Linked DNA regions of Homo sapiens: region 2 is linked to region 1. Evidence: chromatin loops called from intact Hi-C (ENCODE). Cell type or tissue: heart left ventricle. All regions are shown on one strand. Links, peaks and the distances in the headings refer to the core of each region. The heading gives the core; the rest is flanking DNA.

Evidence for each region. A loop is a pair of places that touch in the nucleus more often than their neighbours do. Peaks named below come from ENCODE experiments on the same cell type or tissue, not always from the same donor. Only the 100,000 strongest peaks of a DNase experiment are listed, where the experiment ranks them.
Region 2: it touches region 1 in a loop (2.2-fold over the local background); 12 of 110 quality-filtered maps call a loop at or near these places.

What each region holds. Positions count from the first base shown.
Region 1 is chr15:68,827,833-68,830,740 of GRCh38, reverse strand. No RefSeq gene overlaps it. Among named protein-coding and RNA genes, the nearest start is that of ANP32A, 8.4 kb to the right of the region's middle. RefSeq lists an enhancer at 1,607-1,656. In heart left ventricle, for the core only: a CTCF peak has its summit at 1,524; no DNase peak of the experiment used is centred there.
Region 2 is chr15:68,699,302-68,702,209 of GRCh38, reverse strand. All of the region lies in intron 3 of CORO2B (coronin 2B), which reads right to left. Among named protein-coding and RNA genes, the nearest start is that of MIR4312, 100 kb to the left of the region's middle. RefSeq lists an enhancer at 1,394-1,581. In heart left ventricle, for the core only: no CTCF peak of the experiment used is centred there; a DNase peak (open chromatin) is centred at 1,479; H3K4me3 peaks cover 847 bases; H3K27ac peaks cover 2,000 bases.

The DNA.
Region 1 (2,908 bases), core at 89-2,588:
AAATAAGCACAGCATGTGGAAGAAAGCAGCCACGTGCTATACTTTACCATGTTATGCAAGTTCAAGGAGAGGAAAGCTCTTGTTTGTGTGGGTAAAATGGATCATCAAAGGTTTCAAAGGAGGCAATGATATCAAATGTGGTCTTAAATTTTGGGTAGAATTTTGCGTGGTGGGGAAAAAAGGATAGACTGTACAGGTGCAAGAACTGCATAGTCAAAGATAGAAAAGAAAAAGGAATAACAGAAGGTCTAATTTGCCTGGAAATTAGAGATAACACTGGAAGGTAGTATGAGGCCTTCTTTGGGGAGTTTTAATGCCAGGTGGGGGAAAGCAGGCCACAGGGAACCAGAGAGGCTGTTGTTGACCGGAGGAGCACTGGAACTGGAACTCAGAAACATTCATCTGGCCACAAAACCACATCAAGACCTCAGGGCCAGTGCTGATCTAGACAAGAGTTTCCAACTACTCAATCTTGAACAAGGTAGTGAATTCTCATAAAATTAAATTCAATGTAGAGGAGTGTCCTATATTCTAAAGCTGAGTCCTCCCTACATTGCCATTTTAAAAATAGTCTATAGAACAATAAAAGATAAGTTTTTTAAAGAATGTCTTTATCTGGCAAAATTAAAAGTTGGGAATTCTATGTTGGTCCTAAACCCTTTTTTTAAATGTTATTGGTGAGAAAACCCAAAGCCTGGGAACTCTTAGCACACGGTGCCAATTTAGACATGAGAAAGGGTGGGGCGAGCTTGCTTGGATAGAGTGGTGAAAAAGTGGGGCTGATAGGAGGAAAGGTAGTTGGAAATTTAGAGGACGAGTTAACCATTTGGTTATGGGAGTCAACAGAGGACAATTCCAAGGGTACCATTAATCAAAACAGGAGAGCCAGAAGGATAAAGGTAGTTTGGTGGAGGCAGAGTAGGCAGAGGCTGGCAAGGAAGAGATTCGTTTTGGAAATGTCATGTGGTTTGTTCCTGTAAGATACCTGTTTGGAAATGTCCAATGAGCAATTAAAATGTCAGTCTGCAGCTTGAGAGGGGAGGACTACTTATTGATGAAACAACAGGCATTTATTTTATACTTACTATGAGCCAAGCACTAAGTTTGGGGGAAAGAGACATATTTGCATGTTATTCCATAGACTCCCTTGCACTGATCTTTTCTACATTAAGTACTTGTTAATATAATCCTTTTATCTGTTTTATGGTGCTTTGAACATGTAAGCCAAGATACAATGGAAATACAATATTCACATTTACAATTGGTCTACAAATGAATAGAAAACTAAGACTGAAAAAAACCTTTATTATTGTGTTAGTTACTAGCATAGGCTACAGTAACAAATGGATACAAGCATATAATGGCACAGCCCCATAAAAGTTTCTTAGTCACAATTTCTCTCTTGGTGGGCAAGTAAATAGGTTGCTGAAATGACTCTTAAGAGACATTTCAGCCTGAGAGGGGGTCCACCTCATAAACACAGGGCTTCCACTGCATCTCAGTCAGTATGCAGTGGCACTTTCAAGCCTTTAAGTGGCAGCATCACTTCCACTTATAATCAACAAGCTAGAACCCAGTCACATGGCCCCAACTAACTGCAAGGGCCATCTAGGAAACATAGTCAAGCTTTGTGTTCAAGGAGAAGAGGAAATGGATTTTGCTGAACAATGAGCAGACTGCCATAATTTTCATTAAATCATCTGAGAAAAAAAGCTAACTTATAGGAAATAAAACACTGGGTCATGAAGAACACTTAGTGTACCAATGAACAGAATCTTTAGCACTGCTTCTCTGGAAAGAAGTAATTGGCACTTATAAGGAACTTCTATTCATGTAACAGTTAAACCATGTTTTATTAGAAACAAAACAGCTGAATTCCAATATTGTTCAGAGTCCTTGCAAGGGTATCATTTGTTTTTTCTAGCTGAATAGTAATCTAAGCTAACTGACCTGAAATGATGGGAAAGAAGACAATATTCCAGTATTAATATGTTTTCTACAAGCACATCATTGATAACCTTCCTCTTTGTTCCCAGGAACATAGGCCTCTTCAATGTGTTTGTGGTTTTTGCATTCGTTTCACCATCAGCATTTTTTCTTCACAATTGTCCTTCAACGACTGCATCCGGTTATGAACTCTTAGTTAGCCTGTGACCACCTGCCTACTTCCAGATTTTGACTAAATTCTCAAACCCTTCATGTCAGTTCTTGAGCCTGAACTGTGCTCAGAGTAGCAGACAGAAACCCATTAGCAGTAATCCATCACTGCTCAAGATCTTTTATCATTTGATATCTAGAGATATCTGCATTTATTTATGAAATATGTCGATTATCCCTTAGAACTAAATTCCTTGTAATTTAAATCAAATATCTTTACTAGGGACATTTCCTTTCCAAATTTTAAGATTATCACCAGTTTTGCTGCGGTAGAGTCTTTTTTTTTTTTTTTTTTTTTTTTTTTTTTTTTTTTTTTTTTTGAGACGGAGTCTAACTCTGTCACCCAGGCTGGAGTGCAGTGGCACCATCTTGGCTAGTTGCAACCTCCACTTCCCAGGTTCAAGCGATCCTCCTGCCTCAGCCTCCCAAGTAGATGGGATTACAGGCGTGTGCCCCCACACTGAGCTAACTTTTGTATTTTTAGTAGAGTTGGGGTTTCACCATGTTGGCCAGGCTGGTCTTGAACTCCTGACCTCAACTGATCTGCCCACCTCGGTCTCAAAAAGTGCTGGGATTACAGGTGTGAGCCACGGTGCCCAGCCAAGGAAGTCTTATTGACATCAGCAGTGATACATTGTTTCTTCTGGCTTCAAATTTGGAAAGGGAAGCATTTGAAAAGAAACTGGGATTTCAGATATTAGCTCTGCTTTACATTGATCCTAAATAGGTGGTACGGTCTCTTGCTGGTAAG
Region 2 (2,908 bases), core at 236-2,735, 130 kb after region 1:
GAGCTGGGATTCAAACTCAGAATTGGAATCAGGCAGACTACCCTCCTCCTCTCTTCCACACTCCTGCCCGTGCCCGTACCTGATTTTTCCTTCTTCCCTGGGCTGGACCCAACCCCCTGAGGAGGACATGATCTGTCCTTCCGCTTATCATGTTGGCCAGGCTGGTCTCAAGCTGCTGACCTCAGGTGATCCACCCACCTCAGCCTCCCAAAGTGTTGGGATTACAGGCGTGAGCTACCGTGCCCGGCCTGGGCAAGTTATTTAAACTCTTGGGCCCTCACTTAAGGAAAAGAAAGTAACAGTTAATGTCTATGGAGTTCTTAGGGGACACAAAACACTTTTATATTCATCTAGTTCTCAGAGCCCGAGATGATTCCTATTTTACAATAGGGCAACTGGTACTCAGAGGTAAAGAAACTAGTCCTAGGCCGGGTGCAGTGGCTCACGCCTGTAATCCCAGCACTTCGGGAGGCCGAGGCGGGCAGATCACGAGGTCAGGAGATTGAGATCGTCCTGGCTAACACGATGAAACCCCGTCTCTACTAAAAATACAAAAATTAGCCGGGCATGGTGGCGCGCACCTGTAGTCCCAGCTACACGGGAGGCTGAGGCAGGAGAATGGCGTGAACCCGGGAGGCGGAGCTTGCAGTGAGTCGAGATCGCGCCACTGCACTCCAGCCTGGGCGACAGAGCGAAACTCCGTCTCAAAAAAAAAAAAAAAAAAAAAAAAATTAGCCGGGCGTGGTTGCAGGCGCCTGTAGTCCCAGCTTCTCAGGAGGCTGAGGCAGGAGAATGGCCTGAACCCGGGAGGTGAAGCTTGCAGTGAGCGGAGATCGCGCCACTGCACTCCAGACTGGGCGACAGAGCGAGCCTCCGTCTCTCAAAAAAAAGAAAAAAAAGAAAAAAAAGAAACTAGTCCTAGATCGCAGAGCCTGGAAGTGGCAGAGCCAGGATTTGAACCTAGGCCTAAGGGACTCCTGAGCCTGGCTGCTTAGCCAGGGAGCCATACTGCTGCTTTCTCTGTGGCTGCTAAATCATTAGTGAAGACCCACTCGGCGCACTGGCCCCTCAGGGCTACCTTCCTTCTACAAAAGTGCATCACTCCCTTCCAGCTCCAAGAGGTATTGGTTCCGGAGCTCGGGAGGTGGGGGTGTGCAGGAGGCAGGGTGGTGGGTGGCTTCCAGCAGGGCTGACATCCTGTCCATCCCGCCCCCAGCTCCTCAGGGAGGGGCATCATCTACAGGGTGAGGAGAGCAGACACAGGATGGAAGAGCTTGAATAAAAGGCAAAGGAAAGATGTGGAGCTCGGCCCACCAGCAAGAGGCGCCTGCCTCTTCTCCCTCCTCCCTCTCTCCTGGGATCGCTCTCTCCCTCTCCTTAAGATGACAGAAACCTCTCTCTCTCTCCGCGGCTGCTGGCCCCAGGAGAAGGGCTGGGAGCACGAGGCTTGGAAACCGATAGCGCCCTTCCCTGCCGCCTGCCAGCCGCCCTCCCTAGCTGCGGCAGAAGCTATAAAAAGCATAGCCTTCAACAATAGGTGACATCACCCAGCAGCGGAAAGAACTGGATTCTGCCAGATGCCAGGGAGAGTTATGGCCCCCAGCCCTCCCTCGGGCCCAAAGCCCCTGGGGAAGGGCCTGGGTATGTTCTGCTGGATCCCTGGCGGGATGGAGGATAGACTCCAGAGGACCTCCTCCTGCTCAGGGAGGGGAAACGGATCCTGGGGGACGGGGATTGATTTCACTGGAGGTTGCAGGGCTGGGGGATATGGGGAAGGAGCTGGGGAAATCAGGGCTCGTGAAATCCCACCAGTGTCCTCTGAATGTTTTGAGACAAGTAGAGGGAAGTGGAGGGCTGGGGGTGAAACAGGCAGGCACTACCAGGGGAACTGGTCCAGACCTGCTGTGAAGAGCTTCCCTCTGGGCCCCTGTGGCCTGGCGCCGTCCCCAGCCCTGTATGTAGCACAGTGCCTGGCACACACAGCAGCTTTGCCGACTGACCTCCCAAGCCTGGGTCTGGATGTCGTGTCTGGTGAGCAGCAAGTTGACCATTCCAGCTGGAATGGGTGGAGGGAGGGCCTCGGTGGCCGATGCCTCAGGTGCTTTGAAGGAGGCAGGGAGGCCGTGGGAAGGGCCCTGGCAGCAGTGCTGACCTCCTGTCCACCCCCTGGAAGCTGCAAACTCCATTTCCTTTACGCCCCACCCCCTCCCAGGCTGCAGCGGGGGATGCCTCTCCTGTGCTTTCCCCCAGCACCCAGGTTGGACCCTGAGGAGAGCAGACGCTGTGATGTAAATGTTGAGCGTGATGAATCTGAACTGTCAGCCCAGCCCACCATGGCCCTGAGCCTCAGTTTCCTCCCTTGTAGAACCAGGGCCACTGGTGAGGGGCTGAGAGTGCAGACTGGGAGTCAGGGGACCTTCCTAGGACAAAGGCTCCCTGTGTGACCTTGGGCAAGGCACCTCCCTTAGGGTCCCAGAGCACGTCCTCCAGGAGAGGTTGGGATCCAGCCTCAGGAACCTGTTGGTTCCACTGCCAAGATCCCTAGCTCCAAGGCGGGGAGGGGTGGACACCCGGGTAAGATGCGGTTCAGGGCTGTACTTCTGGGGCAGCTGGCCTGGCAGCTGGAGCGAGAGCTTAGTTCCTCTCTGATCCAGACTTAATCTCCTTGTCTCTGGATCAGCAGCCCAGGCCAGCCCCTCCCTTCCTGTGCCCCAAGCCCGTGTCCCTTCCCTTCACTCCTCCAGCCACACCCCTCCGCTCTTCCCTTCTCTCCACTGATCTACCTGTATCCAGCTAGTTCAGGCCCCATGTCCTCCATAAATCTGTCTGTGACCCCCTCCATCCACACAGGTCCCCTTGGTTCCCTGGAGCGTGTAGTGTCTCCCATGCACCACACTCGGTGGGGTCC